2 separate regions of the Mus musculus genome follow, and region 2 is linked to region 1. Evidence: chromatin contacts called from ENCODE POLR2A ChIA-PET data. All regions are on one chromosome and are shown on one strand. Each heading gives the region's core, a stretch centred on a gene start or an enhancer-like site at or near the end of the contact. The rest is flanking DNA. Distances are from core to core; before and after follow the strand shown.

Evidence for each region. ChIA-PET counts read pairs that join two places held with the same protein, here RNA polymerase II (POLR2A).
Region 2: POLR2A ChIA-PET joins it to region 1 with 12 read pairs in embryonic stem cell. The contact joins the promoter of Zfp598 here to the enhancer-like site in region 1. POLR2A ChIA-PET finds 5 or more read pairs at or near these places in 3 of 5 experiments (Patski and embryonic stem cell).

Annotation. Positions count from the first base shown.
Region 1 is chr17:24,565,441-24,570,571 of GRCm38, reverse strand. Pkd1 (polycystin 1, transient receptor poteintial channel interacting) reads right to left here. Exons shown (of 46, transcript NM_013630.2): 5 at 4,890-5,131; 6 at 4,602-4,785; 7 at 3,228-3,445; 8 at 2,860-2,975; 9 at 2,233-2,359; 10 at 1,711-1,946; 11 at 468-1,220. Among named protein-coding and RNA genes, the nearest start is that of Pkd1, 18 kb to the right of the region's middle. Within about 2 kb of position 3,364, at least 1 of the 3 ENCODE cell types and tissues checked has a DNase peak (open chromatin) inside an H3K27ac peak, as active enhancers do.
Region 2 is chr17:24,666,292-24,671,726 of GRCm38, reverse strand. It overlaps Zfp598 (zinc finger protein 598), which reads right to left and starts at 2,040. Exons shown (of 12, transcript NM_183149.2): 1 at 1,754-2,040. The coding sequence starts at 1,969.

The DNA of each region.
Region 1 (5,131 bases), core at 2,115-4,614:
CAGATAGCTAGATCTTGAGGTTTCAGATCCCATTTCAACAGGCACATGCATCAGGTAGCTACAAGCACCACAGATGGCCCAGAAACACATGGGGTCTCGTGGAGGCTCAGGGAAGGCTGGGGCAAATGTGATGAAGTGCTTCCTAAAATCTGAAGAGTAGAAACATCTGAGTCTTTAGAACAGATGTTCTAACTGTGACCTTCAGTAACTTACAAATTGTTAAATGGGGCTCAGGTGTACTCACAACAAAAGAACCTGTCTATCTTGCACGAGTCCCTAGGTTCCATACCCAGCACCACTAAGGAGAGATATAATCACTAAGAAGACAAGGGCTCCCCAACAGGTCCCACTGGAAATCCTGTAATAGGTGCTATCAGCCCTAGAAAACACCTGAAGGTCATCCCTCCTCAATGGGGAGGAGGCTTCCTGTTTTTACCATTTAGAGGGCTGGGTTGTAGGACACTTACCACCAGGATGCCCTGTAGCACTCGGGCCTCAGGGCTTGGCACAGCACGGAGGCCACAGATGGGCTCCTCAGCTGTCACTCTCAGGCTGAGGTTGGCCTGGCTGGCTCCATTTTGCGCCACAATCTCCACTGTGTGATCCCCCTCCTTGAGCCTGGGCAACATCAACACTGAGAACAGGGTGCCATTGGCCTCTTCTGTGCAATCTTGCTTGAGAAAATCCACCTCAGGAGGGCAGGCATCCTCGAAGGGAGCACTAATATTGCCCCCAAACCACTGAGCTGTGGCAGTGGCATTAGCACCAGAATCTACCTGAAGCACCAAGACTGAGCCGTTGGTTGGCACATAGATGTGGCCATCAAGGGGGATGGGGTGAATGACTCTCAGCCCAGCTATTGGAGAGACCACACTGAAGCTGCAGGACAGGTTTTGCCTGGATACGCTGTTGCCCACTGTAGCCCGGACCTCATAGTGCCCAGGATGCTGTAGTCCAGGGTTAGGCCCAAGGCCCAGCAGTGGTGTAAGCCGCTCTGTGACCAAAAGCAGCTGTAGGGAGCAGACAGGGCCAGCCCAAGCTTCTTCCAGATGGACAGGCAGGTTGGTCATCCAATCTGAGGCATTGGTTGAAAGGTACAGGGCTTGGCCAGGACAGCTGGAAGCCAGGGGACACTGTAGGAGAGTACCTGGGCCAGCATCATGCTGTAAGCCAATGAGGTCACCAGGGAGCATAGGAACATCCTGGCTGTGGAGGGTGACCTATAGAAGAGGGAGGCAGTGTTGTATCACATCCCCATAATAAAGACTAGAAGGACTACTGAGACAGAGAGGACAGAGTACCCATATCAGGCCTCAGCACTGAAAATGGTGCTTCGTGGAGTCCCTGCCTCAAGGCACTCATGGCTGAGTCAAACAGGACATTGTAATATAGGGGACATGCACAAGGAAGATATAGTAAGAGTGACTGCCACAGGTGGAAAGAACTTTCTCAGGGACATAAGGCTAGAAAGCAGGTAGCTGCTCCAAATGAGAGTGCAAGTTCCCCCTTAGAAGACAGAGGACAGAGGGCAGAGGCCCTGAGAAGGAGATGAGACTGGGCACTGGCGCAGGATGCAGGCAAGAGCATCAGGGCAAGGCTATTGAGCATATAAAGAAGCCTGCAAGGTATCTAGTTGAGAGACCACCATCTTGGGTAGATAGGGGGAAGTAGCCTCAAGAATAGGTCAGAGACCCACACCAGGACACATACCAAGTACTGTGTGGGAGGCCCTGCAGGCACAGAAAAAAAGAACTCCTTCCATAGTGTGTAGCTGGCCCTAGAGAGTCCCAGCCTTGACACAGACCCATTGATGCAGACATGAGAGTTACACGAAGCATCAAAAGGTATGCAGACATTGGCTCCTGGACACCAGAGTTCCTCAGGCACACACTTGGGGGCCGGCTCAGTCCTGTTGTCAGGCTCACTGCTGCCTTCTGGGACCGCTGCTGGGAAAGGAAGGATGTCATGAGCCTGATTCACTAACAAGCTACTATCAGGGATGCTCCACTTACCCATTATAAAACCAAACCTTGATAAGCAGTTCCCCAGTCTCCACCATCACTCCCCTGCCTCTAGATCATCCCCAATCAGGTACCACCCGATCTAGCTTTGGGACAAGGGAACAGGAGTTGGCAACTCTGCCATCATTCTACCTTGAGGCTGGAATCGAAGGCATGAGAAAATTCAGACAACCCACTAAGCCTCCACTTCATTTCCCTTTCAGAGCCCCACCTGCTCCTCCTGAGGGCCGGTACACCTGCAGCCGCATCTGGGCAGGCTCTTCAAGCTTCTGGGTAGAAAACTCTGCTGCAGTGAGAAAGGCTTCCCGGCTAGGGCTCAGGCCAGGGAACACCATGACCTGGAGGAGATGAGACAGCCTCAGCTCAAAACATCTACCCCTGGCAGTGTAAGGATAGCCCTCTCAAGGTTAAACCTCATTTCATGTCACTTGGGAAGAAAAACCAAATCAAAGTCAGCTGTGAACAACAGGATGCCTGAAGCAGGAAGATCATGAGTTCAAGGCTTGCTTAGGCTATACAACAAGACTTTGTGTGAAAAAAATAAAAATTTATCTGAGCAAAGGTTCAGGAGAAGCAGAATTTTTCAGATAACAGAACTAGATGCTTTTCATTTCTTCACTCTTAAATATTTTTCTAACTGTCACACTGGGCACACTAACAATTTTAACAACTTCTAACAAAACCTACTTGAGGGGTTTTGTTTTGTTTTTTTAGGGTTAAGGTGCTAGGAACTGAACCCAGATACTGAACCCTATCCCCAGCTCCCACTTTGATTATTAGCAACAGAGCAGTAAAGTAATGTTGCAAAGGGTTCTAGAACACAGAAAGGCTGGCCTACCTCCACAGGTCGCAGCGGGCCCTGGACAGTTTCCTGCTGTGCCAATGGATGCAGAGGTCCAGACAGGCCTCCACCAGACATTCCCATGACAAAGTTCTCAGTATCCCACACAGGCCCTAGGGGTGGTAAGTATGCAATGAGGTACCAGAGCCAGGCAGAGGTGACACTGGGGAAACATTCAAGTTGGAGCTGGACTTAGGACTAAGCCACCTAGCAAAACCATCTGGCCCCCTCTCATCTTGTTTCCTCTGTCCTTATTTTTTCTGGTTTTGTCCCAACCCAGACACAAGAGCAAACATTCATGGTCAGTACTGAGCTTAGAAGACAAGCACAGAGAAGGATGGCTTCTGCCACACAGCAGTCCATACCTCCAGGCCGCAGCTCGCAGACATAACTATGTGGTGCTGAACACAGGTCTGTGTTGCATTGCCCAGCAGGCCCCAACCGCACACAATGCTCTGCTGTGGCTGGGTGTGGCTCCCCAGGCAGCCAGTTCTGGCAGCTTTCCAGGCTGAAGGCCTCACCCCGGGGATCCAGGCCTTCTGTCCCCTCCACAGATGAGAAGCCGATCCACACATCCAGGCTCCTATGGCCAGATTCAAGGGACGGCCAAGCCATCAGGGGGCAGCTCTGCTTGACCTCTGAGGACATACTCTTCATAATACCCTGGTAAATGGGCCATATCAGCCTCATTTTTCAAGTGTTAAAACAGCCTCAGAAACATTACCCAACATGGACCACAAACCCAGGCTCATAGTCACATTCATCCAGAATCATGTCTATGGGACCAGCTCTTCTTGGGGACCCATCTCAGATTTGGCCAAGGATCATGGGCCACCACCACACCTGAAGGGAAACTCTGAGGGCTGCAGAAGAGGACCAAGACTGCATCTATGCATGCTGCATGATAGTACTATCAACACTGGAAGGCCCCTCCAGAGGCAAAATCTAGAGGTTCACGGCCAAACGTAGGCACAGGTACATACCCAGGAACATATATGCACAAAGGTACATGCTTGGGTGTGGGCACAAACCTAGACACACACCCTGGGAGGGAGACATAATGGAGCCCTGGTTCCATGTAGGGCACTATTACCCATCAACTGGATGATTCTGGAGCAAGCAGGTCTTAACCACTCTGGACCTCTATTTCCCCTTTCCAACCACACAGGCAAAGTAAAGAATGTGATTAACCACTCACAAGACAGGTATTCCAATTCCACCCAGGGAGCAATCACCCAAGAGAGTTGGAGTATACCCTTACAACCCACCCAGACACAGGACTGTAGGGCCCAAGAATATGTTCCCACAAGCCTGCGCAGGGCATAGGAGCCTGAAAGGCTTTCCACAGATGGGATAGCATGTGGCATTGGGAAGGGAGGTACTCAGGGGATGGGGTGGGGGGTGAGCACAGCGGTAGGAAGAGGAGAAAATACAATCAACAGTGACCAAGAACTAGTCCTGTCAGCAGGACCCAGGGCCCTCCCCTACAGAGACAGGAAAGTCTGGGGGCCAGGACCCAGTTCTACCTTTGACACTTCCCAGAAACGGTTAGAGAAGCTGCCCCTACCTACATCTGCCTTTACATACACAGAGCTGGCAGCAAAGGCCACCTGTGGGGCTGTACACAAAGGCCCAGCTGCCCAGCTTTCCTCCTGAGCCTCTACAGGCTTAAGGGCTTTGGCCACACCCAGAATTCTGAGCAACCCCCACCCATTTTGCCCTTTCCAGCATAGGTGTACCTGGTAACCTTGGAGACTAGGAAGTGCTGGATGGCAGGACTGTCCACCATAGCCAAGGCAGCTCCAGCCCAAGTCCGACATTGCTCCTGTGCTTGCAGCCAGGGTGCCTTCTCTGCCACCAGGCGGTAGCAGTGCCCATTGCCAGGGAAGATCTCTGTGTCCAAGGGGCAGAGTGGGTGGACCACTAGGTATGGTAAGCAATGAACAAGACATCAGGGTATGCATGAGGCTGGGTGCCAGGCTCTGCCCTACCACCCAGGTTACAAGAGGAAGCAGGAGGGTAGGCACCTTGGGCAGGCTCTTTATCCAAAGCCAGGATGCTATAGGTGACCTCAAGGGCTGAGCCTCCACGATGCCGTATGCCAAGTTCAAGGCTCTCGTTACTGTGCACAAAGGATGGGCACACAAGCTCCAGGACAGTAGGTGTTGCTTCTACTTGCACCTCTGTCTCCAGCAGAGCTGAGCCAGCCCCCAAGGCCAGCACAACTGTCATGTGATAGCTCCCAGGTAGCACATAGAAGTGGGTGGCA
Region 2 (5,435 bases), core at 791-3,290, 100 kb before region 1:
AAGTGGAGGGAATCAGGATAAACGGTGAGGCTGAGCTGGACAGCTACCATCTCACCCCACTTCCCAAAGAGCTCCTGCTGCCCAGCATGGTGGTACAAGTCTAAGAGGACGCCCAGGCTTAGCCAGGGGCACAGAGTGTCAAACCACATCCCAGCCAGGGCAAGCTAACAGCTCATGTCAAAAGCCCCTGCCACAGAGCTCTTAGAGGTGTGAGGCTCAGGAAGACTGAGGGAGGGCAGACACTGGCTACAGCTGACATATGTATGTATGTTCACTCACTTCCTGAGTGAGACCCAGAGCCCAGGCCAGGACGACGTACATAAGGACCTACAAAATGTCTCCCTTCCTAGAAGGAAGCTACAGGTATGTGTGCTCAAAACCCGTGTCAGACCTTCCCATCAGCGTGTGCACGACTGGCCAGCAAAGCCCCAGCAAGACCCTGAGTAGGACACCAGCCAAAAGCTTCCAGAGATGTTTCTAAACCCCAGATCTCATCCAGTAGGGTAAGGCTCCTTCCACCACACTATGTCTGGGGTCTTCTAGTCCCTCTTCCCCAGTATGACATAGATGCTTAGGGAATGTTCCAGATTCCAGCTGAGTCTTTTGACATAAATATCAAGAAAGAAAAGCTGGGTGTGCTGGGTATGGTGGAGAATGACCTAGCCCTCAGGAGGTAGAGGCAGGTGGATCTGTGTGACTTCAAGGCCAGTCTGGTCTAGAGAATGAGTTCCAGGACTGCCAGAGCTACAGGCCCTGTCTCAAATACGGGATATGGTGGTGCACTGCCTTTAATCTCAGAAATCAGGAGGCAGATACTGGTTCTACATAACAAGTTCCAGGCCAGCCAGGACTACATAGTGAGACCCTATCTCAACGAGAAAGAAAAAGGTCAGAAAGAAAAGAAAAAAAAAAAAAAAAACTCAAAATTTTGGCATCATTTCTATCTCTGCATCACTTCTAAGAACAGGAAAGGGTGATTCCCTGGCAGAAGCCACTAGCCAAAACCTTCCACGAACCAACCAAGGTAATTTCACAATTCTGGAAGCAAACAGATCTCTACGGGCAGCAAACCAAGGGAGGTTCAGCTGGATACTCCCCATCAAAGGCTGGCATTGCTGGAGTCCTCTGACCCCCTTCGGGATTTCCAAGTCTAGACAGCCAGAAACATCCTCTTCCCACCACTCTGGAAGGAAGCCTCAAAGCTAGAACTAGTAACGAGGAGGAAAACTTCCTAAAATTGTGGACCACCAAGCACCTAGGAATCAGGTCCTGGTATCACCTCCACTCTACAAATGGAAACGCTGTCTCAGGAGCTAAGGATCACCGGTGGGGCCCAGAAGCCCAACTAGTCTGGAAATGTCCAGTTTAACCCTTTTTTTCCAGAGCAGTCAGCTTCCAGAATAGACAGTGTCTGGAGGTTCCCCCTGGCTGTCTGCTCCTCCTCAGTGACGATCCCGAAAAAATTAAGATTCACAGACAGGAGGGCTCTCGACCTGACCTTGCCCTTCCCGCAGCCAGGTCATAGGGAAAAGTCCCCAGGCTTAGAGTTCCCACAGACATCGCTCCTCCTTCCCCAGCCCGGCCGCCTCTGGCTTCTCCCAGCCCCAGGAGGCCCGGTGATCGCATGGCGCCCCGACCGACCACCCGGCCTCCGGAGGGAGCGGGTGAGGCCAGGCCGCGGCCGGACACCGAGCAGGCAAAGCCATCAGGAGTCCGCCCTCCCCGCGCCCCGTCGCGCGCCCCGCTGGCGCACCTGGCGCAGCTCCTCGCGGCACACGGCGCAGTAGCGCTGCTCGCACAGCACCCGCATCTTGGTAGAGCACCGGTAGCACACCGGGTGATCGCAGCGGCCCAGCGCCGTAGCCTCCAGGTCACCGCAGCACAGCACGCAGCTCCCGCCGCCCCGCTCCGGCGCTGCCACCGCCTCCAGAGCCGCGCGCCGCCCCTCGGCGCCCGCCGCCGCCGCCATGGCCGGGCTCCGGCCCCCTCCTGGCCGGCGCGGCACAGCGCGGCCTGGCTCCCGGCGGACCCGCCCCTTCCGTCGACGTCACTGCCCTCAGGCAACCGCCCGCCTGGCGGAAGTGCGCACTGCGACTTCCGCCCGGGCCTGGTGTTGTACAGAGCTGCCATTCGCTCATGACTGCTGCTCAAGCCTTTCCAGTCATTTAAATGCGGAGTCTCTCCGCCTTCGCCGACGCAAGCTCTGGAAACGCCGGAGGAGCTACAGGGTTTCCAGCATCATTTCCGATAAAACACGAACTGTGGTTTGTTTTTCGAGACAGGGTTTCTCTGTGTAGCCCTGGCTGTCCTGGAACTCACTCTGTACACCAGGCTGGCCTCGAACTCAGAAATTCGCCTGCCTCTGCCTCCCAAGTGCTGGGATTAAAGGCATGCGCCACTATGCCCGGCTCGATCAGTCTTAAGCTAAGTATCACACAAACATTACTTGGACGTAGTATGTAGTATGTTTGTATCTTAAATGCAAATTTCACTGGATGTCCTGGGAACATAGCTTAGTGGCAGAGACTTGCCTACCGTGCCTAGGTTCCATTCCCAGCACAAAATACATACATAAGTAATTCAGCTAGTAATGACTGAATCCGACAAATTTTTAGGAACCTTTCTATAGCCCTGCACCTCTCTTGTGTTTGGAACATAAGCCTCTGACATCAGGACATCCAGACATTCTCACCCAATCCCACTAGAGAAGGGACCTCGTGTTTTCTTGGTTGTAAGACAGACACATCCAGCCAGACATAGTATGTAGGAAAGGGAAGCACCCAGAGGTGCTTGAGTGGATAGTAGTGAACCGGAGGCTTCAAGTCTGCAGCTGTTGGGCGGTCTCCGGATTTCTGATGAAGCGAGATGGGTCCAAATCTGAACCCTTTCTAGAAAGAGTCAGTATATTGTGTGTGTGACCCCAGAGTGCCTATGGCTAGCTAGAATCAGAAATGACTTAAACCCCTAATCCTGGTACCTAGACTTACATGCTTCTGAACTAGGTTGCCCCACTGAAGCCTATAACCTCATTTGTAAAACTGGGGTCGCCATACCAACTATGTAAAGCAGACCGGGCTACATTTGCCATCTTCGGACAGATAGGGGGATTTACCTTTCTTAGGCAACTGGGCAGGGCTAAGTATTGTTAAAATGACAGGGTGTGGTCACATACCTTTCATCCTAGCACTCACAGGCATAGACTTTGTAAGTTTTGAAGTCAGCCTGGTCAACATAGTTTCAGGCCAGCCATGGCTACGTAGAAGTGAGACACTGTCTCAAAAAAAAAAAAATCTGTTAAAATGGAGGACTGGAGAGATGGCTCAACAATTAAGAGCACTAGCTTTTCTTGCAGAAGTCCTAGGTTCAATTCCCAGCACCACATGAAGGCTCACAACCAGTTCCAGGAGGTTTAATATCTTCTGGTCTCTGAGGGCACCAGGCACACACGTGGTACACAGGCAGGAAAGCAAAACACGTCCATAGAAAATAAAAATAAATTTTAAAAAATGAAAACATTTCTGTTAAGATGACAATTGAATGTTAATGATAAGCTCGTTAGATGCTGATGGCAAGTACTTTATTGTCCCAGTTTGTGCAAATAAGTACAGGCTGAGGGATGGTGAATGTGGCTTCCTAATTGACAGCTTTTGGCCTCACCCTTTGCTGCCCTGGCTTTTTTTTTAGTCAGCCAGCCAGCCAGACTACCCATCTGCCACCATTCTGAACACTCCTTAGACACCTGAGAAAACAACGCAGTGAACAGAGTTGATTATCCCTCTCCTAAAGGCACAGCCTCAATCAGAGAGCTGTTTGAAACAGTTCACACCAGACTTTTTTTTTCTTTTTTTTCCGAGACAGGGTTTCTCTGTGTAGCTCTGGCTGTCCTGGAACTCACTCTGTAGACCAGGCTGGCCTCAAACTCAGAAATCCCCTTGCCTCTGCTTCCCAAGTGCTGGGATGGATTAAAGGTGTGAGCCACCACTGCCCGGCTACACCAGACATTTTTAAACCTACACACCTGGAACTCTAGATGACCCTGTAGTCATCTCAGGCTAGAAAGGAGGACTATTTCCCATGATTGGCCAGCAGAGGGCCTACTGTGACTGAGGAGACAAGGCTGTGATTGGCATAAACATTCTCTAGCCAGGTAAGCAGACTGGCTGTTCCAGCTCAGGCCGTGAGTCACGCGAAAGCTCTCCTCTCCTACCTCTTGTGTTGCCGGTTTAGATTTAGTAAAAGGCATCTCTACAGGGGTTTTTCTTGCCTGTTTTTTTTTTTTTTTGGGGGGGGGGGTTCGAGACAGGTTTTCTCTGTATAGCCCTGGCTGTCCTGGAGTTCACTTTGTAGACCAGGCTGGCCTCGAACTCAGAAATCCGCCTGCCTCTGCCTCTGCCTCCCGAGTGCTGGGATTAAAGGCGTGCGCCACCACGCCCAGCTCTTCTTGCCTGTTTTTAATAGAGCTGACTGAATTGGTAGCATGAGAAAGAGCAGATGAGTAGCTGTGGTACTGTGACAGCACAGCTGCCCAGCACATTGGGAAATGCACAGTCATGCAGTCCATGGTTTGACAGGTCAGAGGGGAACTGCATGCAAACATTTTGCTTCACAGATTCATAAAGAGCCTGTAGGATAAAAGACAAATGGATGCAGACAGTGGTGACAGGCACATCTCTTCTGAGTCGGAGGCCAGCCTGATCTACAGAGAGAATTCCAGGACAACCAGGGCTACACAGAGAAACCCTGTGTCTCAAAAAACAAAACGAAACAAAACCAGAAAGACAAATGACCCAGGCTTGATCTACACGAGCTCTTGGACACCCAGGGCCATGTAGAGAGATCTGGGTAAAAACAAAATGTACCAAAAAAAAAAAAAACAAACAAACAGACAGACAAACAAACAAAAAAACACAACAACACAACCGTAAAAGAGACTGAAAGAGCCAAAGGAAGCACGAAGGACTCCCTAGACAACAGCAAATATCAAGGGAAACCCTTGCCTGGCAGTGGTGGCACATGCCTTTAATTCCAGCAGTTGGGAGGCAGACGAAGGTGGATTTCTAAGTTCAGGCCAGCCTGGTCTGCAGAGTGAGTTCCAGGACAGCCAGAGCTACACAAAAAAACCCTGCTCCCCCCCCCCCAAAAAAAAAAAGAAAGAAAAGAAAAGAAGAAGAAGAAGGGAAGCCCTCTTGGAGGGGTTAGGAACTAGACCAGTGCTTGCTGTGTGATACTCCCCACCACGGTGACAGTGGACTAAGCCTCTGAAACTGTAAGCAAGGGCCAATTAAACACTTCCTTTTGGGGGCTGCAGAGAAATGGCTCAGCAGTTAAGACCTCTTCCAGAAGTCCTAAATTCAATCCCAACAACCACATGGTGGCTCACAACCATCTATAATGGGATCCGATGCCTTCTTCTGGCACTGGGGTGTACAGATAGA